Regions from separate parts of the Homo sapiens genome. Here region 2 is linked to region 1. A link is a loop called in an ENCODE intact Hi-C map of the cell type or tissue named here. Cell type or tissue: natural killer cell. All regions are shown on one strand. Each heading gives the region's core, and the rest is flanking DNA. Links, peaks and the distances in the headings are about the cores only.

The links. Hi-C counts contacts between places; a loop is a spot of excess contacts. Peaks named below come from ENCODE experiments on the same cell type or tissue, not always from the same donor. Only the 100,000 strongest peaks of a DNase experiment are listed, where the experiment ranks them.
Region 2: it touches region 1 in a loop (9-fold over the local background); 2 of 110 quality-filtered maps call a loop at or near these places.

What each region holds. Positions count from the first base shown.
Region 1 is chr7:28,194,452-28,211,335 of GRCh38, reverse strand. The region is part of intron 2 of JAZF1-AS1 (JAZF1 antisense RNA 1); the gene reads right to left. Among named protein-coding and RNA genes, the nearest start is that of JAZF1, 22 kb to the right of the region's middle. RefSeq lists an enhancer at 3,406-3,485. In natural killer cell, for the core only: no CTCF peak of the experiment used is centred there; a DNase peak (open chromatin) is centred at 7,315; H3K27ac peaks cover 1,507 bases.
Region 2 is chr7:28,149,707-28,161,484 of GRCh38, reverse strand. All of the region lies in intron 1 of JAZF1 (JAZF zinc finger 1), which reads left to right. Among named protein-coding and RNA genes, the nearest start is that of JAZF1-AS1, 25 kb to the left of the region's middle. In natural killer cell, for the core only: no CTCF peak of the experiment used is centred there; a DNase peak (open chromatin) is centred at 9,394; H3K27ac peaks cover 2,689 bases.

The DNA of each region.
Region 1 (16,884 bases), core at 5,625-9,624:
TGGCTGTGTCCCCACACAAATCTTATCTTGAATTGTGGTTCCTATAATTCCACATGTCATGGGCAGGACCTGGTGGGAGGTAATTGAATCATGAGGGCATTTCCCCCATGCTATTCTCATGATAGTGAGTTCTCATGAGATGTGATGGTTTTATAAGGGGCTTTCCCCCGCCTTCACTCTGCACTTCTCTTTGCTGCTGCCATGTGAAGAAGGATGTGTTTGCCTCCCCTTCTGCCATGGTTGTAAGTTTCCTGAAGCCTCCCCAGCTCTGCAGAACTGTGAGTCAGTTAAACCTCTTTTCTTTATAAATTACCCAGTCTTGAGTATATCTTTATTAGCAGCATGAAAACTAATATAAATATCTTAATTTTTTTAAGATTGTTATTATTCAAGTTTGTCTTTTATATTTAAGTTTGCACAATCACTTAATGGTTTCAGAACAGTGATATGCTCTAGGGAAATATGGGTATGACAATTAGGCATGTGTACCAAGAAATTATTTTCACCCAGGTCTTCAGTAATTTGAATGGATATCTATAGTACATGCCAACAGAATATGACTCAGAAAGCCATTAAATTCAAAATATAGAAAGAGAAAGACCCCCAAGCACTGAGCTTTTTCCCCATGCTTAACAAAAGTAAATTCCTTTGGCCAGAAGAATATGAAATGAAGATTTTTAAAAATTGTCTTCAAAAAAAGGCAAAATATTTTCTTAAAAGCAGTCTGTAAAATAAAAGATAAGTTTATTAAGCAAAGATTTTATTTTTCTATATTCATAAACATATGTCAACAGTTTGCAAATTGTGCCCAAAGGGGCAGCCCTTCAACTCACTGGTAAACAGGTATTCTGTGGACCATCCCAGCATGCACTTCCTGACACTGCCTTCTGGGCCAAATTCCACCCTCATCTACTGAAAGAGACACAGTGAGAAGTTCAAAATCTTAGCTTAACAGGTGTAGGAGCTGGTCTCTAAGTAATCCTTTAGAGAAAGGATTCAGGTCCCAGATCACCTCCCTCAAAAGAAGCATGTGTAATCCATCCCACTCAAATGGCCAGTCGTACAGTGTGGGGTTTGTATTGAATGTGTACCTGTGCTAGGGACCAAGGGTCAACCTGGACTCTGCTTTCCATGATGAGGGAGCACAGTGCCCAGAGAAGTATTAAGTCCTGCCCTGTCTATCTTAAAATCATACTCAAAAAGTTCTAGTTGTCATGTGTCCATCATGTCATTTAATATCATACTACTTTCATAAAATGCAAGGATAATGAAATATCACAGTTCTGAAAGTCTCAAAAAAATTTTTTTCATTCATCTCAAAATTATTCGGTTGGTGCAAAAGTAATTGTGGTTTTTGGTTTTGCTTTCAATGGCAAAAACTGTAATTCTTTTTGCACCAACCTATAAATCACTCTATGGACTCCTTAAGAACTGTATTAAAATAAGTAGAGAAGAGGCAGGCAAGTAAGTTATGAAATAAGTTTCCACTCACCATATTTTCTTTAACTCAGAGTTTTAGGCAGTTTAACATCAGATAGGATGAACAATTCCTCAGCCATGCTTAACTTTCTTTGTTTGCCAGGGGTGCCATAACAAATACCCCAGACTGGGGGGGTTAAACAACAGAAATTTATCTGGAGGCTGGAAGTCCAAGATCATGTTAGCAGTAGGGTCGATTTATTGTGGAGCCTCTCCCCTTGGTTTGCAGACGGCTGTCTTCTCCCTGTGTCTTCACATGGTCTTCCCTCTGTGTGTATCTATGTCCTAATCTTCTCTTAGAAGGACAGCAGTCACATTGGATTAGGCCCCATTCCAGAAACCTCATTTAACCTGAATTACCTCTTTAAAGACTATCTCTGAACACAGTCACTTTCTGAGATATTGGGGATTAGGCTCATGCCTGTAAACCCAACACTTTGGTAGCCTGAGGCAGGCAGATCACCTGAGGTCAGGAGATCAAGACCAGCCTGGCCAACATGGCGAAACCCCGTCTCTACTAAAAATATAAAAATTAGCCAGGTGTGGTGGTGGGTGCCTATAATTCCAGCTACTCAGGAGGCTGAGACAGGAGAATTGCTTGAACCTGGGAGGTGGAAGTTGCAGTGAGCTGAGATCTCGCCACTGCATTCCAGCCTGGAGGACAAGAGCAAAATTCTGTCTCAAAAGAAAAAAAAAAAGAAAGAAAGAAAAAGAATCTGGGGGTGATATAATTTAGCTCCTACAGTAGGTATTGATTAAGAATTATTCCTTTTGCCTGGATTAGAGCCTTTATCAATAATAATATCCACACATTTTAAAAATAGACAAAGCTTATTCCATGACTAAAATTTCTAGAAAACTTTCAGAGCTATGTGGACAACTTCATTCTTGGAGAAGTAGTTCCCTAGCCCACTAATTCAGAGGCCATTCAGGTCTCTCTGCACTGTATCTTTGAAAGACCAGCATTGGTATTAAATTCCAACTTGGTCAATAACCTTAATGGGCTTACTATATTTTTTTTAAGTCCAGATACTATGGGGCTTGAGGATATGATTGAGCCCTCAATTAATACTCATCTTATGGTAGGTTTTGAAAGCAGCTGTGGTCCTACCCAGGAAGGTCCCCACCTTGATCACAATCTCGTGGCCACAATTTCTAGACAAGCCAAGATGGCATGCATTTGAGAACATAGCTTTAAGAACTATCTGCCTTCCCCCAAATTCGAGGCTGTGGTGAAGCTCTCCTACATTGCTAGTATGTTGGAGTGTAGCTTGTTAATAGCTCTCAAAAGTAAAAAACAAAAGAAAAATGTATAATAAAATCTGATCCTGAAATCTACTTCTCAACACTTACCATACAGAAAGATGTGTGTGTGCCTGTGTGTGCGTGTGTGTGTGTCTGTGTGTGTGTGTGTGTGTAATATATATGTGATGCATACATGGTGGATGAAGAATTTTCGCTGCACTATTATTTATAATACAAAACATAAAAACAACATAAATATCCATCATAGGAGAGTGGTTAAATAACACTGGTATATGCATACAATAGAAAATTATGCAGCTGTTAAAAAATTGTACTGCTATTTTTGGTAATGGCAAGCTAGGTTATTCATACCAACCCTCCCACTGAAAGCAATTTAAAATGCTGGCTAAAATATTTTTAAATTAGCCCTTAAGACAAGGGAGATCCAACAAATAACAAAAGATATCTGAACAAAAGTGAGAACCCAGAGAGATAAGTGATCACAGCAGCCATCTTTATCCTGAGATCATTTGTCAGTCCCAGCAACTTCAAAATTCTACTTGTTGGGGTGAAGGGAAATAAATCAAAGCACTCAAGGTACCCCAAGACCAGAAATATAACCAACACCAACACCATCTCCAGGGGAATGCAAAGGAAGTTGCCTTTATGCTGAGCTGAACAAGAGGGAAATCCCCATCCTGAGATTTTTTTTTTTTTTTAACTACAAATTAGCTCTAACAAAAATTTTTACCTAAAATTTACATCATCTGGGTGGTCCACAAGAACCTCAAGCCATGAATTTAAAGTGATCCCAGGCTAAATAGTACAGTTTTTATGCGGCAACTACAAAAACAAATTCTCTACAGAGGAGGCACCTTTATCCTTGACCTCAAAGAACCCCCACATACAACTTTTCTAAGGTGATGAGAAGCACACAGCCAAAAATAACCAACCACAGGAAATGAGGCATCATGAGCAAGAACAGGAACAATAGAAAGTAGAAACAGACCCACAAATAATTGAAGTATTGGAATTATTAGACACAAGCTTGAAAAAATTTCTGCAGATATAGAAAATATAAAAGGTGATCTAGCATAGTTGAAAAAGAACTAAATGTTTAGAAATGTCTAGAATGTCTAGGAATGAAAACAATAACTCAAATTAAAAACTCAATAGATGGGCTTAACAGTAGCATTAGATACAGAAAAATGTATCCATGGGTTCAGTGTAATCACAGCATTTTGGGAAGCCAAGGCGGGAGAATCACTTGAGCTCAGGGGTTCAAGACCAGCCTAGGCAACATAGCAAGACCTAGTCTCTACTAAAAAAAAAAAAAATTAGCTTAGTGTGGTGGCACATGCCTATAGTCCAGCTATTTGGGAGGCTGAAGTGGGAGGATTACTGAAGCCAGGGAGATCGAGGTTGCAGTGAGCCGTGATCATGCCAATGCACTCTAGAATGGGCAACAGAGACGCTCTCTGAAAAAAAAAATGTATCCAGAATACACTAAGAGGCGAAAAAAAAGATGGGAAAAAATGGAAGACAGCTTAAGATGCCTGGACTGTAAAGTGATAAGGTCTAAAATACATTTAACAGAAATGATATTTTCATTATTCTGAAAGATAATAGCTACCAATGCAGAGTTGTATATATTTCTCAGTGACAATAACTTTCAGTAATGAAGGCAATAAAGACATTTGTAAAGGAAAAACACAACTTAATACTAGATGTCCCTTATTCAAAGAAATTCTAAAGGTACAGCAGTCAGAATGTAAGTGAACTCAGGTGGAAGGTTTGAGATATGAGAAGGAAGTAAACACAGAAAAAGAGAGAGGACGTAAGAATGGCAAGCAGAGAGGGGTGGGGCAATGGCACGCGAGGGCAAAGGCAGAGGTTGGACAAAATGTTGGAGTGAACCAGCCCACACCTACAGCATCTTTCCCCCATCCCACATAACTTTTGGGGTAGGAGTTTCAAGTACCTAAAGGTAGAATTAGTCGACAAAACAAAAACCACCAGTTAGAAACTGAGATAAAGGGGATCATGAGGTTAACTTGTAGGCGTAGGGGGAGAGAGGTGTCAAGCATCCTGAATGGGCAATATGACAAAGGAAATAAAAATGAAATGACCACCAACAATTCTATGTAAAAGTGGTTGTGAATCTTGACAATGAATATGTAAAAAACTGCAGTTCTTCTATGGAGGCAAGAGAGTAAAGAGATAAAGGAGACCTCTATGAAGGTAGCCAGCCAGGTAGCTGGGCCTTGATGTAGTCACTGCCTCTTAGGGGCTTGTCTTTAATTCTGTAGGTCCCAATCCTCAATTTGTCAGTGGACTCAGAAGGGGAATAGTCTTTTAGATCTTGACTCTGGGCTGCATGTTTCTTAAAGCATAGCCTCTGTAGTGATCAGAATGCTTGCAGCCACCTTTAAGGTCTCTAATGCCAGAAACAAGGTAAAAATAAGAATATATATTGGTATTTTCTTGCATGTGGCTAAAGAACTCTTGGAAGGATGTTTCTGTGTGTAGAGAGCTGGCTGGCTAGATGACAGGAGTGGAGGAAGGCTTTTTTGGTGTATGCATTCACATGGTCCAATAATATTTAGGTCATCTGAATTATCTATAAAATTTAATTAAAGCAATTATTTCCCCTTTTTCCCCTCCTCTGAAAACTCTCAAAAACATAAAGTGTTTGAGCAACTTGGTGCACTTATGAAGGTGGGTAGTGACGGATCCTTTCCTCTGTTCTTAGAACGTTGCCATAAATCAAATCATGTATGCCTTACTGCCTTAAATTGCACACTCCTTGCCTCATGGGGCTCAGACACATCACAACCTGAATGCTTCACTGTCGCCTCTTCTGGGCCTCCAAGGAATTGACCTCTCCTGAGCTAGGAATAAGCCTACAATTAAATTAAGCCTTCAGGAGTTAGAGGTGACAGCCACTAGGGTGACCAACTCATCCCAGTTTCCCCAAAACTTTCCCCAGTTTTAGCAATGAAAATCTCATCTCCAGGGAAACCTCTCAGTCCCAGGCTAAAGGGGACAATGGGCCATCCTGGCTGCTACCAGCTTGGCTGATGTCCCATCCTCTTAGAGTCCAAATGACTTCAAATTTATGAAAAAACAAACCTGGTTGAATAGAACCTGAGTAATACTAATAATGATATCAAACAATACATATGAAACAATTACCGTGTGCTAGACAGTGTTGCAAGTAGTCTATTCATGTAGACTCATTTAACCAGTCATAATAACTCTAACTCCCTGTCATGGATGAGAAAACTGAGGCCAAGGGCAATTAAATAACTTGCCCAAGATTACAGAGCTAGTATGTAGTAGAGCTGGGATTGAAAGTCAGGTAGTCTGGCTTCAGAGAGCAACAACTTAACAATTTCACTGTACTGCCTTTTGCTGTATTATGTTCCCCACATAATTTTTATTCTTCAAATGTTGCACCCTCTTCTCCCATTTCTTATCTCTGTTGTCCCCGCTGCTCATATCTCAGCTCCAATTCCCTTATAAATCTCTTCTTACTTCTATTCTATTCTTCTTTCATTCGACAAACACTGCTGTTGTGCCTACTGTGTGCCGGGCTGCTCTCAGGAGTTCTCAGTCTAGAGGAGGTACCAGACATATAAATAGCCAATAGCATAGTGAAGAAGTTCCCAAGTGTTCTCAGTTCATGGTGCCTCTAGCATCTCCATAATATTTCACAGTACCCCGAGGTCAAAAGAAATACCTAATGGTTTTATTTTTTAGTTTAATTCCAAACAACTGAATAGTAGTAGTAAATGTGGTTCCTGAAAGATGGGTCTGTGTTTCTCTCAAAAGGTAAAAGATCCTGCAGGACTTTCCTCTGTGTGGCCCTCTAGGGCACCCTGGTTTGGGAACTGTGGCCATAGCAGTTCTGTGGTCAGCTCCTAGAGTGAGTTGCTTGGGTTCAAATCTTGGCCCACCCCTTACAGTGTGAGTTTAGAGGTGTAATGAGGCCTCCCGTTGTCCCAGCACCATTTGTTGATAAGACTATTATTTCCACCAGTTTTCCTCATGGGTAATGCGTATTATAATAGTAGCTATATCATAACAATGTGGCATGAATTTAAATAAAAAACATGTCACGCTCCTGGAAAAAAGGTTGGCATCAAGCGATTAGAATGTAAGTTCCACAAGGGCAGGAATTTGGCTCTGTTTTGTTTATTGTTGTATTATCCAGTGCCTTGGACAGTGCCTGGCACTGTTCTTTTACCTTCTTTTTTTCTCTATTTAAAATAAACTGCAAAAGAGGGCAGTCCTGATTCTGATGTAATTGGCAAGGGGCAAACCTAAAAGGAAGTAGATTTCTACAACGGGTAAAAACTAGGAGTAAGTTGTGGGTTCGGTTCCTGGACGGAAACCTCATTTTCATTATGGGAATAAGGGAGGCACGTAATCCTTGCACCATTGCTCCTGGCGCTTGGTGTATCATACTTTGCAAGCAAGTCTTTTTCTGGGCCTTTCCCTGTGGGTTTTATCAGTGGCTCCCTCCTGTGAGATCTTAAAGTTTCATCAGACTAACTTATAGACCAGACAACATGGGAGGTGTTGGAGAGGGTGGGACCTTCAGCAGTGCCATTTCCTGTGATATACTTGGTGCAGCTGGTATGATAAGGTGAAAAGGCATTTTCCCCAACCCTTACTAAGAGGTGCTAGGTTATCATCATCCCCAGCTTCTATTCTCCATAAGACCCTCTCTGATGAGGTTTTTATAGAAATCCTGTTTTTCTGCCAAGGGTTGACTTTTTTATTTTTTTGCATTCCAATTGCTCTGTCATTTTTCTAGTTTATTTTTTAAATGTACAATTTAGTGGTTTCTAGTATATTCACAATATTGTGCAACCATCACCACTAACTATTTCCATAACATTTTTATCATTCCGAAAAGAAACCCCATATCCACTAGCAGTCATTCTTCATTACCCCATCCCCCCAGTCCCCCAGTCCCTGACAACCATTAATCTACTTTCTGTCTCTATAGATTTGCCAATTCTGGACAGTTCATTCAATGAAATTGTACAAAATGTGGTTGTTTGTATGTGACTTATTTCATTTAGCATGTTTCCAAGGTTCATCCTTGATGTGGCATGTATCAGCCCTGAATTCCTTTTTATTGTTGAATAAAATTCCGTTGTATGGGTATACCAGTATAGCACATTGCATTTATCCATTCATCAGCTGATGGACATTTGTGTTGTTTCCACTTGTGTCTATTACGAAGAATGCTACTATAAACATTTGTTTGTAGAAACGTGTTTCAAACTCTCATTCATATTTCTCATATTTCATTCTCATATTTTAATTCAATACCTAGAAATAGGACTGTGGGATCATTATAACTCTATGTTTAACATTTTGGGTAACTGCTAAACTGTTTTCCAAAGTGGTTGCATCATTTTACATCCCCACCAGCAATGTATGAGGACCCCAATTTCTCCACATCCTTGCCAACATTTGTTATTGCCAGATTTTTTGTTTTTGTTTTTGTTTTTTTAATTACGGCCATCCTAGCGGGTGTGAAGTGGTATCTTATTGTGGTTTTGATTTGCATTTTCCTGATAGCTAATGACGTTGAACGTCTTTTCATGTGCTTTTTGGCCATTTGTATACCTTCTTTGGAGAAATATCTATTTAAATTCTTTGTCTCTTTTAAAACTGGATTATCTTTCAATTGTTAAGTTGTAAGTGATCTCTGTGTATTCTGGATACAAGTCCTTTGTCAAATATATGATTTGCAAACATTTTACATCATTTTGTGGATTGTCTTTATTTTCTTGATGGTGTCCTTTGAAGTATAAAATTTTTAATTTAAATGATGTCCAATGTATTTGCTTTTGTTTGTTTTGTTGCTTGTGCTTTTGGGGTCAAATCTAATAAACCATTGCCTAATCCTATATCATGACTATTTACTTCTATGTTATCTTTTACAAGTTTCATACTTTTGGTTCTTACATTTAGGTCTTTAATACATTTTAAGTTAAATTTGTATATGGTGTGAAGTAGGGGTCCAACTTAATTCTTTTGCACGTAGGTATCCCGCTGTTCCAGCAACATTTGTTGATAAGACTATTATAGAGATCCGTCGTTGACTCTCTTGGCACCCTTGTTGAAAAGTCATTTGACCATAAATACAAGAAGACTCTCAATTCTTCTTCCTTTTTTTTGAGATGAAGTTTCGCTCTTGTTACACAGGCTGGAGTGCAATGATGCGATCTGAGCTCACCACAACCTCCACCTCCCAGGTTCAAGCGATCCTCCCTCCTCAGCCTCCCAAGTAGCTGGGATTACAGGCATGCGCCATCACGCCCAGCTTATTTTGTATTTTTAATAGAGACAGGGTTTCTCCTGGTTGGTCAGGCTGGTCTTGAACTCCCGACCTCAGGTGATCCACCCACCTTGTCTTCCCAAAGTGCTGGGATTATAGACGTGAGCCACCGCACCCGGCCGAGGACTCTCAATTCTATTCCATTGACTACTGTCTGTCCATCTTTGTACCCGTACCATCCTGGCTTGATTATTGTAAGCTTACATTTTAAAATGGAAAAGTTTAAGTTCTCCAAGTTTGTTCTTCTGTTTCAAGATTTTTTTCAACTATTCTGGGTTCTTTGAATTTCTATATGAATTTTAGGATCAGTTTATCAATTCCTGCCAAAAAAAAATAGCAGCTGGGATTTCTCTAAGGATTATGCTGTTAAATTTGGGGAGTATTGCCGTACATCAGTTTGGGGAGTTTTACCTTTTTACAATATTAAATCTTCTAATGAAATGTCTTTCCATTTAGTTAGGTCTTCTTTACTTTCTTTCAATAATGTTTTATTTTATAGCTTTCCATGTCCAAGTTTTGTACTTCTTTTGTTAAATTTATTCTAAGCATTTTGTTCCCTGTGATGCTATTGTAAATGGCATTGTTTTCTTAATTTTATGTTCAATTATTCATTGGAATTGTTTTCTTAATTTCATGTTCAATTATTCAAATCAATTGTAGAAATACAATTGATTTTTGTTTATTGATCTTGTATCCTGTAATCTTGTTGAACTTGTGTATTAGTTCTAATAATTGTGTGAGTGTGTGTGTGTGTGTGTATGTGTGTGTGTACTTTGGGATTTTCTACATATGAGATCATGTCATCTGTTAAGAACTAATTGGCTTTTGGATGTTGAATTAACCAGTCAGAAGTCCTGTCTGCACTGGAGTGGCAGTAGTCTTGCCTGTGAGCAGCAAGATGAGCAGATGGGCATCTTGCTATTTAGGGGAAAAGGAGGGTTTTCATCTGAGAGTATTTACTGGAATGTTGGATTAAGCACCAGTTCTTGAATAGAGATTTTGCTCCAGGGGACGTTTGGCATTACCTGAAGACAATTTTGGTTGTCACAGCTTGGGGGGCAGGAGCAGGACAATAGCCACAGATGCTGCTGAATATCCTGTAACACACAGGAAACCCCCCAGAAAAATAATTATCGTGCCCAAAATATCGGTAGCACTGAGGTTGAGAAACCCTGGATTAAAGGAATAGCTTCTAAACATGGCCTCTTCTCTCACTGACTTGAGCCACTCTTCTCAAAGCTGCAGGATTCTAAAGAAGAAATATGGAGTGAAGTTTAGGGAATGAGTTCTCAGCCCACAGGGGCTGCCTGATGAAAGTAGAGATGGTGTCCTAGGCCCTGGGTCAGCAACTCCATGTACAATTGGACCAAGTAGGGCACTATCTTCTGCACAGCAGAGATCAACACTTGGCACAGAACACACACCCCTCTGCCCCCACCACCCTGACATTGCAGCTGCCAGTGGCCAAATGTGATAATTACTATGGCACCAACAGAGGATATGAGGTTTTGTGGTGCTTGATGCTAATACGTCTGATGGGGGAACTCTTTAAGAAAAAGAATACAGCATTAGACACAGGGTCTTGTAGGACTCGTGCAAGTGAGGTGCCTGAAAACTGCCTCAGAGCAGAAGTACAGACTGTAGTGGGACCCCCTGTAAATTGATTCATCTTTCCTGTTTTTCTGAAGAACTCTAGCTAATTTGCATTAAGGAAAATATAAGCAGCATGGTGTGTTTTACTTCCTTACTCTTTTTTTTTTCCAACGTCTTCTCTGTTGAAAACAATCTAAAGTTCTGTAGTTTGGCTTTAAGATCGAAGTTGGCAGTTGCAGGGAGATAAACAACAGCCCTAGACACTCAAAAGCAGGTGCTAAGTGGTTAGTCAGTACAACAAATGGCTTTTATAATATATATTTCCAAATGTTGCATGATGAATTTAGTACCTAAGAAGTAGGCTTTGTAGGTACAAATGAGTCAGGTAACCCATATTGCAATAAAAGCAATGATATATGCATTTTATAGTGCAAAGCATTATTTCACAGTTATATAGCGCTTTGTATCTGTTAAATGTTTTCTAACCTTTAATTGTTTCTGTTAATGATCTAGTGAGACCAATCCTGGTGGGTACCAGCATCACTTGAAAGGTGAGAGAAAAAGGCAGAGGCTACAAAAAATGATCTAAAGGGCAGAAAGACACAAATGCCATAGGAAGACAGACTCCAAGCAGTGGGAATATTGGAGAAATCCAAAGGCAAATATAACTGAAATGAATGCAATTGTAACCAGCATAGAAACCTGAATTTCTAGGCTGTAGCGAGGGGGTATCTTTCAGAGATTGAGACGTCATAATCAATGAAAGGACATATTACTTATCTCACTTAGAAATAAGCACATGGGGCTGGGTGCAGTGGCTCACACCTGTAATCCCAGCACTTTGGGAGGCTGAGCGGGGCAGATCACAAGGTCAGGAGATGGGGACCATCCTGGCCAACATGGTGAAACCCTGTCTCTACTAAAAATACAAAAATTAGCTGGGCATGGTGGTGCGTGCCTGTAATCCCAGCTACTTGGGAGGCTGAGGCAGGAGAATAACTTGAACCAGGGAGTCAGAGGTTGCAGTGAGCTGAGATCACGGCACCGCAATCGAGCCGGGCGACAGAGAGAGACTCTGTCTCAAAAAAAAAAAAAAAAAGAAAAAAAGAAAAGAAAAGAAAAAAAGAAGCACATAGAACATGAGGAGGTAGTATTTGGCCAAATTTACAAATGACCGGGCCATAACTAACTACTATGAGAGTGCAGAATTCCCTCTCAGTGAATGTCAGAGAGGAAACTGGAAACTCAGGCCTTCTGCTTGCAAATTTCTTTAGTGTCACTGTCCCTCAAGGAGTCTAGGGAGGGCAGCTTGGACCTGAGTCAAGACAACCACACATACATCACACCTATCTCACTGACTGCTCAGAGCCTAGAGTACTTCCACAAACTACCAACTCCTCTATGGTCAGTTCAGAATCAATTGAAACATTTAGACTCATTCTGAGCTGCTCAAATTCCAGCACTGTAGTTATTCACGTTTAGAAAATAATAAGGGCTGGCACTTAGTACTAAGTGCCAGGCCCCATCCTAAGTACTTACAGACATTAACTCTTTTAATCTTCATAACAACTTTGTGAGATAAGAGCCAAGTTGACAGATGAGAAAAGTGAGGCCCGGAAGAGTTAAGTAACATGCCCAGGGTCACATAGCTGGTAAACAGCAGAATCTAGATTTGAACCCTGTGCAGTCCCTTTCCAGAATCTGTGCTGTAATTGCTTCTCTATAATGCCTTATTAAGAGCCTTATTTAAGGCCGGGCGCGGTGGCTCAAGCCTGTAATCCTAGCACTTTGGGAGGCTGAGGTGGGCAGATCACAAGATCAGGAGTTCAAGACCAGCCTGGCCAACGTAGTGAAACCCCGTCTCTACTAAAAATACAAACAATTAGCTGGGAGGCAGGAGAATCGCTTGAACTCGGGAGGCGGAGGTTGCAGTGAGTGGAGATTGCACCACTGCACTCCAGCCTGGGCAACAGTGAGAGACTGTCTCAAAAAAAAAAAAAGCCTTTAAATCTTATTCATTGTATTATTTACATATCAAATGTCAATGAATATTTCAATATTTCAAAAGCATCAGAACAATGGACAATGACCAAGCTATTTTTAAAGATCAGAAAAGAATTTATATATTCTTGCCTCCAGGATTACTCACACAATATATGTACTTCTTTTGTGCTTCTAAGTTCTTTTGGAACTTATCGTACTTGTTATTTTCTTGGTTATAGTTGGTTGGTGTTCCTGGGGCAAGTCCAGAAAACATTTCTGTTTTCCTCCATTGATATGTGATGTACCTGAGACAGGATCCTTTAAAAAAAAGTCCTTGTATCCCTGGAGTATCTAGGAGATGCAATGCTTCATACGATGTAGGCATTTAATAAATATTAATTGAATTAGTGGTGTTTTAGTCTATTCAGGCTGCAATAACAGAATATCAAAGACCGAGTGGCTTGTAAACAACCGTTTATATTTATTTCTCACAGTTCTAGAGGCTGGGAAGTCCAAGATCAAGACATCAGCAGAATGTGAAGACCCACTTCTTTGTTTGTAGATGGCTCCTTCTCACTGTGCCCTCACATAGAGATAGGAAGGGGTGAGGGTGCTCTCCGGGGTCTCTTTTATAAGGTCAGTAATTCCATTCATGAGGGTCTGCCCTCATAACCTAATCACCTCCCAAAGGCCTTACCTTCTAATACTACTACCTGGGGGATCAAGTTTCAAAACATGAATTTTAGGGGACATAAACATTCACTCTATAGGAATGAGTTAAATGCAGTCCAGGCAACAGATTGGTCCTAATTTGATAGTGGATTAAAAGATCACGTTGTACCAACACTGTACAATGGAATTTTTTTGCAATGAAGGAACTGTTCTATATCTGTATTTTCTAATGTGGCAGTCACTAGCCACATGTAGCTACTGGGCACTTGAAATGTGGCTAGTGTGACTGAGAAACTAAATATTTAATTTTATTTAATTTTGAATTACCTAAATTTAAATTAAAGTAGCCACAGCTTTAGAGTATTGGGTTTTTAACCAAATAAATTATTTCAGTTCCATGAATATAAAACCACTTCCTGAGACTCAGAGTCTTTGTTAAAGTCAAGGATCCAATCCTAGCAATCACAGATAAGAGAGTAAATTATATTACCTTCTAAATGGTTTAGTGATATTGTGCATTCAGAGTTCCTCAAGCAAAATGAAGGATAGTCACTGAAGCACTGCTTGTCATAAAAGATGATCTAAAAGCTCATATGTAGGAAACAGATAAAATAAACCAGGATACTGTGGTAGGCAGAATAGTGTCCCCTGCAAAGATGTCCACATCCTAATCCCGGGAATCTGTGAATACCTTCCATGGCAAAAGAGACATTTCAGCTGGATCTTGATTAAGCATCTGGACATGGGGAGACTATTATCCTGGTTGATCCAGGAGGGCCCAATGTAATCACAAGGGAGGAGTGTAAGAGCCAGAGAGAATGAGATGTGATGACAGACACAAAAGTCACAACGATAGGATTGGTGAATGGGGGCCATGAGCCAAGGAATGGGGGCAGCCTCTAGACATTGGAAAAGGCAAGAAAATGGATTTTGCCCTAGAGCCTCCAGAAAGAATGCATTCCTGAGGACACCTCGATTTCCACCCAGTGAGACCAATTTTGGACTTCTCACTTCCAGAACCATAAGATAATAAATATGTATTGTTTTAAGCCACAATATTCGCAATGGTTTGTTATGGAAACAATAGGAAACTAATACAAGTACTTCCACATATAATGGAATACAACGCAGCCATTTAACAGAATGAAGAGCACCTACACATTTTCATACGGGAAGATCCCCATGACGTATTATTAAATGAAACACATTAAAGTCTCAGACAATGTGAATATCATGCTACCCCTTGGTTACAAGGGACATACACATGGGCCTGTACGTATCTGGAAGGCAAAACAAAAAGTGAGTAATAGTGACTGCCTCTGGGAAGGGGCACACTGGGGAGGGAGTGGTCAGAATTGGAAGCGGGACTTACTTTTCATGATGTACTTTTCAGAACTGTAATACATTTTGAGAACTGTCACTAGATAGAAAATCCATTTCCACATCAAATTCTTTGGGGAAGAAGATAAAGAAACCATACTAAGCCCTATTGGCATTTTGCAGGCATGTTACTCTAAACTTCAGGGGAGAGTAGATAAATAACATTCTCTGACACGAGCAATTAGCTGCTGGGTGTGAGAACTGCTAATCTCTGGTCCAGAGCAGCCAGACTTGAAGTTCAGATGGAAGCTGAGAGAGAATTAAAAAAAAAACCCAAAGTCATTGTGGAAAAAGTAGGCACTAACTCCATGTTCAGGATCAAACCATTCAGAAAAAGAGATAGTGCTTCTTTCCCAGAAGTATGTGAAGAAGAAATGTTAGAAGGAGATTTTCGTTTTGTGCGCTAGAAACCTAGAACAGGAAATTTAAGAAGGTGGTGAGGTTATAGCTAATTATGAAGTGTGAACTGGAGAAGAAATGAAACAGTCTGCAGCCACTCCTGCAAACTGGAGCAGTTATCACCCAAGGCAGCCAACTGTCCCTGCAGGGCTGCAGGCCTCACTCTCAGCAGGGACTACACCCCTCTCTCTGCAGTGAGGCATCTCCCCCAGCCAGGATTTCACCAGGAACCCTGGCTAATGTGGCCCCAGGAGGGAGGAGGCGCCTAATTGTGGGTGAAGGGTAGGAGTTAGCACTGGGACAAGGTGAAGGCACGTATTTTCAGTTTAGGTTTGAGGTATAGGGAAACAACTTGTGAAATCCAATATCAATTTGGGAAGTATGGGTGATGACCCCCGACCCATGAGATCTAGGGCTTCTCAAAGCAAAGGAGAAAAGGAGAAAACCCCCCAGGTGCTCAAAAGCACAGTTACTTAACATTTGAATCATTTAACCCTTCTGAACCTCAGTTCGTTTATCTGTGAGATGGGAATAAACGGTACCTGCCTCTGTGGGAGGGTAAACAGAGCTTTCTGTGCTTGGCAAACACTCTGGCACCTGCCGGCTTACTTAGGGCTTGCATGGGCTTGGCGTTCACTATCTCTCATGCTGTGGGCTTCTCCAAGTGTTTTCATACCATTAGCTCCCTTTCCCTCCATGACGGCCCTGTAACGTAGGCTCCTTCTTTTCCTCATTTTACAAATGGAGAAACTGAGGCACGGAGCACTCAAACAGCTTGCTGTGGTTATCTCGGAATTCAGTAGCAGAAGTGTGGCTTCACCCTTGGCAATTTGGCATTACAGGTTGTATGTTTAACCACTAAGACATACACGTCTTGTAGTAAACGGGAAAAAATGGTAGTTGTGGCTGTGGTGATAATGACAGCAAAGTAAAGGTACCATTATTTATCCCCATCATGCAGATAAATAAAATGAGGTTCAGAAGGATTGATTCAATTGTTAAGTAACTGTGCTTTTGTGACCTAACTTGTGGGGCTCAGGTCCCCATCAGAGGAATCCAGACAAATGTCACTAGGCCTGCTCCAGTGACAGTTCCTGTGTGGCTGGTGGGAGCAAGAAAAAATGGGCCCCCTGAGCACATTTGGAGATGACAGATCTAGGGGCAGCCTGACGTGCCCTGTGCTGCTGGGACTCCTCACTCACATTCCCAGGGTAGAGGAGGCCTCAGTGGGCTTGGTGTGACTTTGGAACAGGGCTCTGAGTGGAGCAGCATTATGACAACACATGCAGGACCCTGCAAGAACCCCTGGATTCTCCAGGTGGGGCTGCCAGGGACAGACATTGACACTTGTAGGAATGGAAGCCATTATAGGGCCCCCAGCAATTCCCTGTCTTGTTTGGACCAGAAGGAGGAGATTTAGCCTGAGCAACATGGTGAGACCCTATGTTTACAAAAAATTAGCTGGGTATGGTGGCTTGTGCCTGTAGTCCCAGCTACTCAGGTGGCTGAGGTGGGAGGATCGCTTGATTCGAGGAGATCGAGGTTGCAGTAAGCCATGATTGCCCCTCTCCACTCCAGACGGGGTGACAGAACAAGACCCTGTCTCAAAAAAATAAAAATAAAACAGAAAATGAAGGAGGAGATTGTGGGAGTCAGGACACAGAAAATGAGCTTCATTCCTCATTACCACTTTGAGTATACACCTAGCATGGTGGTCCAGGGAAACACCTGCTCTAGTTTCCATTGAAGTCTATAACACACTATAACAGCGC
Region 2 (11,778 bases), core at 7,128-11,127, 51 kb after region 1:
GAGTGCAAGAGGGCCAGTAGTTGAAACTGGAGTTCTCTGTGACCTTGACTAGTCACTTCAACCTGTAGCCTCCATTTCTTGGGGAATAAAATGTGTGCTTTGGGCTTAATCACTGGTTTTCTAGGAGTGTTCTTGGGGCTCTAGGGTTTCTGTAGGACTTCCTAGTAGTTTTCATCCTCTACCTACAGGGCTTTTGAGTAGACTTTTTTTTTTTTTTTTTTTTTTTTAGATTAAAGGATTTTTCAAGTTAAAAAAAGTAAAAACCAAAAGGCTGGTTATAATGATAATGGCTAATATTTGTTGAATGCCTGAATTGTGCTACATATTATTATTGTTTCGACAGCCTTACATGAATTAATTCATCTATGGGGTGCATCTATTATTATTCCCAATTTACAAACGAGGAAGCTGAGCTACAGAGTGCTTAAATAATCTGTTCATTGTCACTTACTAGAACATAACCAGAGTTCAGACTTAGACGTTGAGATCCACAGCTACATTCTAATGCAGGAATGGATGATTTCTGAGGTTTCTTTCAGGTCAAAAAATGCTGTGGTTCTATACCTAATAGCTCAAGAACTTTTCTCTCCAACCAAACCAAAAACAAACTTCCAAATGATTTACTACCTCCTTCTTGACAATTAGAAGCTGAATGCAAGCCATAAAGGTCCATATCTTGCTGATAATTTTAGAAAGCCTGTAATCTTTTCATGATCACCTGATGCAGCATGAGGTACTGTCATGCTGAAGTTTCTGACTATGGAGCTGTTTCGATAAATATATCGTGACCTTCCTAAAACACAGCTGGTGGAGATCATAAGTGGGGCCACCTTCTGATGAGATGGTTTTGGTATGCAAGGAATGGCCTCCTGGGATGGAACTAAAACGATGTTTTGTGGCTGACAATGCTGCGAGGGCATCTGAGAATCTTAGAGTTTGCAGCAGAAGGAACCTTTGAGGACATCTCACCCAACAGCCTCCCTTCACAAAACAAGCCTCGCCTACCGTGTGCCAGGCCCTTCTGTAAGTGCTGGGGGTGCAGCCACAAGCAAAGCCCTTGCCCTCATGGAGCCTACATTCTAGATGGGGGACACAGGTAGACAACAAAGAAACAAAAGTATGTCATATTAGGTAGTGGTAAGGGCTGGAAAGAAAGGTAGAACAGGGTGAGGGGAGAGAGTGACAGCGGAGTTCTGCCTGGGTTATGCTATATTTGGGGTGTTTATGCAAATTCACGTTTCTCAACTCTTTTTTCACTATGTACCCCCATATCCTGGAGCCTTTTTTGACATTTTTTTCCTATTCCCATCCCTCCTCATGAGATTTTAATACCACAGATAAACTGTGCATCTGTTGATGTCCTATATGTAATCTGTGCTTTACACTTAGAGTGAGATTCCGTACCCCACCCAGAACCGATTTTCACCACCTGGAGGGCAGTATCACCCCATCATTCTGTTAAGTTCTGCTTTTTTGCTATTATAAGCAAATCAAACTCATGAAGTAGCCATTTTTAAACTATCACAATCTAACCTAAAACAACTTTTTAATTCAAAGCACTTTATTTCGTAATTATGGTTTCGCTTATAAGGGGTATCAGGGCTTGGGTGAATATTTTAAAAAATTGTTCAGGCACCAGGAGTGAAGTATGAGAATCTAGACTCCCCGTTTTTATGCAGTCTACAGTATAATAGGCTATGTGTACACCAGGAAGAATGAACTTTACTAGGTAAAACTGATTCTTCCTGCAGTTGGTAAGGAGGCTGAAGACTGCGACTGAAGCCCCATCTCCCAGTGCTGCAGCCTCCTCCTGGGCCTCCCTGCCTCTACTTTCTCCACCACCCTAGAGCTCGTCCTCCACAGCGGCAAGAGTGATCCTTCAAAATGTCAATCATGTCAAGCCACTGTGCTGACAAGGCTCTCCATTCCAACAAAAGAAAACCCAGACACCTTCCCAGGGCTTACGGTCTCAACACCTCCTGCCCACGCCCCCTCGAAGGTCCCACCTCCCGCCTTCCTCTCTGCTCCTGTGCTGCACCCACTCACGGTCCTCCTCTCCTGAGTTGGCCAGTGTTGTTCATGTCTCAAGATCTTTGCTCTTGTTTCTTCTGCTTGGGTTTCTCTTTAGATTTTAAAAAATTTGTTATATTAAAAATGAATTTAATTTTTAGAATAATTTTAGACTTACTGAAAAGTTGCAAAAGTAGTACAGGGAGTTCCCATCAACCCCACTCCCAGTTACTTCCCTGGGTTTTCCTATGAATATCCCCTCAGCATCTAAGTCTCATCTATTCGGAGGCTTTCTCTCTCCATGTCAGCTGAGTTAGGAGCCCACCTTCCTGCCTATTTTGCTATTGCATTACCCCGTTATGTCTTTTCATAAAACTTTCCTCTATCGAAATTGTCTTTATGTATTTGTTTGTTCAGCGTCTCTCTCCCCTCATCAGCTTGTGAGCTCCTTAAGGGCAGGGACTCAAAGCCAAGTGCACTGCAGTTCCCAGGGCCCAGGACAGTGGCTGGCACATAGGATGTTCTGACCTACTGACTGGCTTTCAGTCAGGGAAGGCTGGTCCAAGGCCTAAAGCCATGAGTGGAGAGCCAAAATGAGCAGCTCATTTTCTTGACATTCATTCAAATGCTCGACATCATTAAGCCCAGTCTATGTCCATATCAGATTGAATTCTCAATGGCAATCAAAGATAGGACTGCTTCTACAGAGGACCAGTCAGAAGTTATTTGGGTAAACTGATGGTGAGAGGACTTAGGCAAAAAAACTGGCTTTCCCAGAGTCACCCTATGAGACCCGCATCTTAGCCCCATGTATTGTTGCTCCTTTATATCTGAGAATTCTCTCCATCTCAGAGCTGTGCATTGCGTTGATGTGGGTGCTACCTTTATTCGGTTGTGGAAATAGGATCTAATTTGGGGCTTATGGGAATTGGAATTGCATTGGCTACTAGTAACAGACACCTGACACAGCAGCTTAAGTCAAGAATTCTGGAATTCACCTGTTGCTGTCTTCAGTGGTCCAGGATGTTTGTGCCAGCTGGAGTCTCTGCCGTTCTCTTCCCCTTTCGTTAGCACTCCTGATTTCTAGGCTTCCAGAAGGAAGGGCAGGAAGGCCAAAAGGGCTTACTGGAAAGCCCCACCAATAACTACTGCCTCCATTACGTTGGCTACCCCTCCTTGCCTTTTTATCTCCTGTCAGTCCCCTATGGACCATGGGTTTTGGGTGAGGCCCAGGCAGCATTAGGAAGTATCTCTCTCTCTCTCTCTCTCCCTCTCTCTCTCTCTCTCTGTGTGTGTGTGTGTGTGTTTGTGTGTGTGTGTGTGTGCGCGCGTGTTTTCAATGTGGTCTCCTTTCTCCCTAGGCCCAGAGTGCCTGCCCTCAACCAAGTTTTGAGAGGTCGAGAAGTATAATTCCCCCTGCAGGGCACATTGTGCAGGGTTCTGTTATGCAGAGATAAAGAGAGAATAGACATTGGGCAATCCCTGCTGCAGGAACCAACATGAGTGTTTATTCCTATCAGTTCTGCTACTTGAGAAACTTAGGAGGAGACCATGGGGAATTTAAGCTTACATCGGGGATTAAAAAAAAATAAAGGGGACTCTTCCATTCCTTAATTTTTTGTTCATTTTGAACAGTACTAAACTCAAACCGTGTCACACCAAAATGTGATTTTGTGTATGTAGGTGCATGAGTTAGCATTACATGCTAAGCTTCATTAACAGGGACCCTGAAATCAATTGTTTAAAAGAAGATAAAAGCTGTCTCTGTCACGAATGGAAGTAGACTGTGGTTCAGGGTGGATAGTATGTCTCCTCCACGAAGCTGTCTAAGGATGGGTTCCTTCTGTCTTGTGTCATCTTCCCATCGGGCAGGGGTTGGCAAATTGCTGCCCTTGGGACAGATTTGGCCTGTCTCCTGTTTTTGTACAGCCCGCATACTAAGAATAGCTTTTACATTTTTAAATGGTTGGAAAAAATGTGAAAATTATTTGCAACTCAGATTTCACGTCCATAAATAAAGTTTTATTGGAACACAGTCATACTCCTTATTTTTATACCGTCTGTGACTGCTTTTGTGCTGCAATGGCAGAGTTGAATAATTGTGATAGAGCTGATAGGGCCCACAAAGCCAAAAATATTCACTGTCTGGCTCTTTACAAAGGAACTTTGCCACCTTCTACTCTAGGCTGTGGTCCTGACTCAGTGCTTGAGGCCAGCCTCCTCTCACTTTGTCTGCTTATCAGCCTGTGGGAAGAGGGACTTAGTGGGCACACCTAGCTGTGGGGGTGCTGAGGAGATCAGTCTGCAGCTGGGCAGCCATTTGCCCAGCAGACACTCTGGAGGTTCTGCTATTAAAAGGAAGGAGAGAGGAGATTGAGTTACATTGAGCAGACCACCACAGGGGCTGTGTGCATGCACATGTATGTATGCTTTCAGAATCCACTGTGGTTGGTTGAAGGATATCGAAGGTCATCTTAATGGATATTGAAGACTGTCTTTATTTATACGTAGTATGGAGTCCGGTATAAACAAATATGGGAAATGTAGCATATGATGGAAGAGAAGGTATTTATCTGCCCTTTGATTCATGCATTCATTCAATGACTGTCTCATAAGAATGATTTCCCCCCTTGCTTGGTAGTGTTCTAGTTCTAGGATCTGAATTTAAATTTCTTGGTGACGTACTCTTGCTTATAGAGCAGTGGTCTCCAAGAGTGGTCTCTGGACAAGCAGCAGCAGTATTTTCTGGATTATTGTATTAGATGTGCAGATTCTCAACACTGTGTCCTCTTGCCCCACACCTACGAAATCAGAAACTATGGGGCTGAGACCCAGCAATTTGTGTTTCAACAAATTCCCAGGTAATTTCAATACACTCTTGGGAACCTCTGCTGTAGAAGATGTAGCGTTAATTCATAACTATAATGAGCGAATGGTCTTCTCTCTTCACTGAATGAACATTTTGTGCTTTCTGGGGAATCAACAAACATTTTCTCCACTTACCTAAACTTCTTATCAATAGTCTCTTGTACTCAGAAAATGTACACAAGTCAAAATAGACAAATCATATTTTGGCTCCACATTTATTCTAGCAGACAGTGGCAGACTCTGCCAAAGCCACGAAGTGACTCCCCATGCAATTGGCCAGGTGACCACCACCACCACACAGAGCAATCTCAGTCCTTGACTGGTTCCTCTGTGTGAAAAGGGGCCTCTACAGCCTTGACCCAGTGACTTTCAGATTCTGAGGAAAACAGACGCTTGATGCCTGTCCAAAGTAAACAGAGCCAAGAGAACCTTTCACAAGCCTGGTTAAGGATCGATGGTTCCACCCAAATGATTTAGATGATTTGGTGTTTAAGTATGTTGTTGCATAACTCTTGGCAGCCAGAGATACCAGTGTGCTGGAGTGAGTGGCAATTTGGATTGAATGAATAAGGTATCTATCAAGGGTGTATGTATATGTACATACCAGCTACTGTGATTTGGACATTACCTACATTAGCTTATGTAACCTCATAGACACCTTATCAGGTAGGTACCCTTATACCCTTAAGATAATTTTCCAGATCAAAAAGCAGAGGCATTGTGAGGTTAATTTGCACAAGATCATCTTCCCAGGAAGAAGCAGGGTTAGAATTTGGACCCAGGTATTTGGTTCCTATACTTCCCATGTGCGCGTGCACACACACACAGACACACACATACATTCTGTGCTGTCACAGCCTAGATGTGGTTGTTTCTCTTGGTCTCTTCTGCATGGGTCATTTCTTGTATGATAATTCTGAATTTAGGTGGAGGTTGTAGTTGCTGAATGGGCATGGGTGGCCAGGCCCTCCATACTGTGTTCAGTACCTTTGATGATTAACTCTGAAAGGGAAGAAAGGATTACTTAGTGCAGGCCAGAGAGCTGTAAAAGGTTCCTAAATTACTCATTTCCCCTCTGAATTTCTCCTCTTGCCTCGAAAACTAAAACACACTTTATAGGGGAAGAATGAAGACCGTATAACTCTGTGGCAGCACAGTTTGGTAATTAATGGACTTGTGCCTCTATCAGAAGAGTGATGTATTATTCCAGAGCCCTGTAGAATGAGTTAAACTGAGAGTGAATTATTTGGTTTGACTGATGTGTACAGTAACTGAAGATAGTTTATTAGTGGGCCAGGTTTTAATCTTCTCTCAAAATGAGTTCTCCTCATATTCTGCACAACTGCCCAGTCTCTTTCATGCCCTGAAATTGAGTAAAAGGAGAAGGTGCTAAAATGGTTGAAACAAGAAGTGAAACCTTCTGTTTCATCATATGTTCCAGAAAATATACAGTGTGTTTTTACTGCAGCCTCCTTTCCATCCCCCCTCCCAATCATTTTCATTAGTGACTGATGTGATTGCAGAGTGGTTTGGTGGGGAAAAGTACTTGCAACCAAATTTAGTAAACCGCAAGCCAATTTTATTTTTAGTTTTAGTGAGCAAGGGCAGATAGCAATTGCAAATATCTTACTGTATCTACTTCTAAGCTTTTACTTTTCTTTTTTTTTAATGTTTTGCCTTTTTCTCTCCCTAGTATGTTTTGTCTATTTTGAATATAATTGTTTTTAGGAGAAAAGGCCATTTTTTCCTTCTATCATTGAGAGCCCCCTTTTTTTTTCAATATTGTAGGCATCATCTTAGTAGGAAATAGAATATATTTATAATCAATGATGTTACAGAAATTTTGAAACTGAGAAATTAAGTACCATAATTAATAAAAGGTAGGAATAGGGAATCATAAATAATTATTTAGTATTAATTGTCAGCAGCAGCCTAAGGTTGCTCAGTGATAGATTAATAAGATCAAGCAGAAAAATAAAGGATCCCATTGGCCAGAGAATGTGAGTGGAATTCCTTTTTCACCTGTATGGCACAATGGTTGGCATTCAAGAGACATTCAGTAAATGTGGTTTGGTTAGTTAGTTGGTTGATTGTTGAATAAATGTTTGAGTCCTGCACTCACTCCAGAACATCAGACTATTGGATATGAGGTTAAGTTTGACCAGAGGATCTTGAAGAGGCTGTATAATGATCATATCTTAAGTACTAGAAGAGTCATTAGTGGTCTCAAACCCATCTGCTCTACCCATTGGAGACTTCTGTAGGGACCCTGACAGTGGCCCTCTGCCATGCTTGAACATTGTGATCACTAAGGGCTTATTTCACATCAGCTTATTTCAGGTCTATTCTGTTGCTGGACAGCTTAGATTATGGGATCAACTTGTGGGATTGTAGCAAAAGCTCATCTGCGCTTTGCAGATTCTTTCTTAAATAGTCATATAAGCCAGTTACCCTCATGGGTTGGGATGGGAGGGGGTCAGTCAAGGAGGACAGCAGTCCCCAAAACTTCGGGGAGGCTTTGTTAGGGGCCATCTTCATGTGTACCTCTTCATCCCATTATGAAAGTACCCAGGGACTGAGAATTCTTGGCATTTCCCAGTGTTCTCCCTGGATTTTTCATAGTGAAGTTTTGATAGGGACTTCTCTTAGAGTCTCATGATAATTGTTCCAGGGGGAGGGGGTAGAGGGGCAGGTAGGTGGAGGGCAGGAGAGGATACATGTTTTGCAAACAGTTCTGAGCTGCAGACATCCCAAAGCACCCCTAATAGAGGTATGGATTTCTGGGTATGGTGAGTGGTAACCCCACCGTGGTCATTGCCAGACCACATCAATTCTGATTGTCATATTCAATGAAATAAGTCTCTGTAGAAAGGCTATCAAGAAATGAAGGCTCTGGAAGCCATGAATGAGGAAGAGAAGAGGGACTGGTAATGCTTAGCTTGGTGAAGAGAACATAGTTCCAGATATGAGGAGGGCTGTCAAGAAAGAGGGAATAGGTTTGTTCAGTATGGCTGCAGAGAGTGAGACAGTTAGAATGGAGATGGCTATGGGATAGGTTTGCCTCAGGTAGAATTTCCTGGTATCGTCATCTAGAACTGAACAATCCTTTTTTTGTTTGGTTTTGTTTTGGTCTTTGCCTTTTTATTATAGTTGGGAAAAACCTGCAATCTGGTTATTAATGAAAATTTCCCCAATAGAAGTTACTCACTTTTTTGAATAATCATATTCTAAATATAGACTTTAGGAAAATAAATTTATAAAATACATTGTTGCTAATTTTTTTTTTTAGTGGAAGTGTGATGCTTTTTATCATTCGCAAAGAGCCTGATGCTTACATTTCATTAGTTTTATTTCAGCAAACATTTTCTGAGAGCCCACTTCCTGGCTGACAGTGTTAAGAACTGTATGCTCCAAGATGAGCAAACCAAGTAGTGTACCCTTGGAGAGTACTAGTGGCCCCACACTGCTCATAGGGCCATAGTGGAGGTGCTGATTCGAGGGAGAAATTATAATGAACTGGACATTGGTCTCTGGAAGTTGGAAATTACCTAGACTGCTCAACAAACCTTTTACATGATTTATAAATTTTAAAAATTCTCCCTAGAAACTAAGAAACTATATAATACGGCTTTGTGAAAATGCAACACCAATTTACACTGTTTTCAAAAACATGTAATCATAATAGTTATGAAAAAGTTGTAAAATTCAAATGTATTTCTGTGTATCTGTATTGGGTTATCTCTGTATCTTTCTTGTACTTTTTCCACTGCCATTTTTTGCAGTGTCCCCTTTTCAAACCTCCTACCTTCTTCCTTTTCCTGTCCTGTGTCAATAGACCTAGCTGAATTTCGCCTCTGCATAACTCATTCTTCAATCACTACTTTCTTATCTGTAATTCTTCATTAACTCGCTGTATTTACTTACTATTCTTGTATTTCCTGAGTCGAATTTTTAATTTTTATCTTTTTCTTTTACAAAGGAATAGTAAGTCAGGATTCATTTGTTATTACTTATATGGCCTTTGATTTTTCTTTTCCCTTTTCTGAGTCAATGGGAGATAGAAAAAACTAATCCAATGCCTGGCATAGATGAAGCATTGAGTATTAGAAGAAATGCAGTAGAGTTTGGGAGAGGAAAAGGTGTGCTCAGTAGCACAGTGGGGTAACTGGGAGATGGAGTGGGTCAGAGGGCCAGCTTACTTATACCCTGGCCAGGGAATTAGATTCAGGGTTTCATGAGTAGTAAGTCAAGCCTTTTGATTTATTCCAAATACAGGACTTTTAGGTATTCAGATGAATACTTGTGAAGTTGTTGAAGAGATGTAGCCAAATATGGGAAAATCGTATAGAGCAAAGTTTTAGCAACCCTGTCATGAAACCATGAAAGCTGATTCATTTCCTTTAAAAACCATCTATATCATTAGCTGACCTGTAGTAGTAGTTGTTGTTGTTTTATATAAGAGAACTTCTGATTCATCAACAGACCTAGCTAAATTTCCTCTGCATAGTGACATAATTAAGTCAAATCGAAACTCTCACATCATCATGTGAGGACGAAACTACGTAAAGACATGAAGCTGCTGGTTTGATTTGGGAAATCTAAAAATAAAATGCTAATGAGATAGATATACTAAAGTAGAAAGAAAAATAATTATTAAGTATATGTCAACATGAGCCACAATTCTTTTTTGTTTTTTCACTAGTAGAGTGAATTGTGGCAATTTATGACAATTGGATAATGCAGGTTTTTTAAAAACATTAGTTTTGACTCAAACTTTTAAAAATTAAAAGATTTTATCCTCTGTGTTTTTTTTTTGAGATGGAATTTCACTCTTTTTGTCCAGGCTGGAGTGCAATGGCATGATCTCGGCTCACTGCAACCTCCGCCTCCCGGGTTCAAGCCTCAGCCTCCCAAGTAGCTGGGATTACAGGCATGCGCCATCATGCCCGGCTAACTTTGTATTTTTTTAGTAGAGACAGGGTTTCACCATGTTGGTCAGGCTGGTCTCAAACTCCTGACCTCAAGTGATCCATCTGCCTTGGCCTCCCAAAGTGCTGGGATTACAGACATGAGCCACCGTGCCTGGCCTCATCCTTTGTTTTTGAAAGTATTGTAGAAAATATAGAAAATAAAGGAAAACATGAAAATAAATTATAGTACATTTATAAGACATAGAAAAGCATTTTTAAAATTCCCCCTCCAAGCCAGGTATGGTGGCTTATGCCTGTAATCCCAGCACTTTGGGAGGCCAAGGCGGGCAGATCACTTGTGGTCAGGAGTTTAAGACCAGCCTGGGCAACATGGTGAAACCTTGTCTGTACTAAAAATACAAAAAATTAGCCGAGTGTGGTGGCATGTGCCTGTAATCCCAGCTACTTGGGAGGCTGGGGCAGGAGAATCACTTGAACCCGGGAGGTGGAGGTTGCAGTGAGCTGAGATCGCACCACTGCACTCCAGCCTGGGCAACAGAGTGAAACTCCGTCTCAAAAAAAAAATATATATATATATATATCGAAAATCCCCCCTCCCAAGAGCTACTGCTGTTAACATTTGGATGCCTTTCCTTTCAGTCTTTATTTACATTATTAATTATTATGTATAATTTGTATTGTGCTTTTCCATTTGCCTTATAACTTAAAACTTTTTCACTTCTAGTTACAAATTCTTCATGCATGAAATTTTTAATGGCGTTACCTATCGAATGAGCACATTTTTATCTAAAATACTTGATGACTATACTTCACATGCTGCCTGCAGACACTTAAATGACTGGTGGAGTTTTGGACCTCAAGAGCCAGTCTCCTTCAGTTGTCAGGCCATCAGCATGGGCCTGGAGGCGAAGTGGCCTGTAGCATGAGAAGCAGGTGGACACACAGGCTTCCCTTCAGACCCCACCTGAGTGCTTCCTAATGTCTCCCCCGTGTGAGGCTTGGGCAAGTTGTGTGGCCTCTTAGGAGAGGAAAGCCCCTTCCTGTGCCCTGTAGTCATCATGCCCAAATGTGCAGACCAGGGCTGGCCCCATGACAGTGTTCCCACCGGTCCTCATGCAATGAGAAAAAAACATAGACACGCTGTCATGACTGTTTCTTCAAGTTAGATACGGCGGCATTTGTGGCCTTTATTCGAAGGTGATGCCTTTTGATGAATGTGTGCACTAAACTGTTGTTTCTTTTACAAAATGAAGATAATGATAGTCAATATCTTTGTTTTCTGGACTCTTCCATGGGCATTACTTTTCTTTCATGGCCTGCTTTGTGAAATCCAAAAGTCTGGAAGCAATTCTTTTGCAGGCCATCTGTGCCAAATTATTGGCAATTCCCTGAGTCCTCCCAGCACATCTTTGCTCACCCTGTTTCTACTTCCTTGAATGCCCACCTTTGACAAGATGACAGATTCTGTCAAAATTCCCTGAAGCAGTACCCTGCCCCCCGAAGCTTTCTGGACCTGCCTCCCCACCGGGCAAGATGATCCTGTCCTCCTTATAGTAACACTCATTTCAGTTACTCAGTCCTCTGACTGCCTCCCCTAGAAAGTTCCTGAAGGAAATGGAATCCTCTTCAGAAAACCTATCTTCAAAGAAGCCAGGTAATGTTTGTCAGGGTGCTCCTGGCAAGGGAATAGAGGAAGGTAAAACCTTCTTGCAGATTACGTGGGCGCTGTGTTTGCTCTAGTGGTCACTGCTGAGGCTCCTGCCAGAAGGGACTTTCCAATCAGCATTGTGAGACTTTGTTTTATTTCATCAGGGTGTTTATTTCCTCAGGGGAAGAAAACGTAGGGAAGACAATGGGAAGAAAATGAGGTGACTGCTAAGTGAATTAATCAGTAATTATTTAGCCCATTGCTATATCCCATGTTTCAGCAGATACATTCGTTTTAGACAGCTCTCACATTTAAAGATAA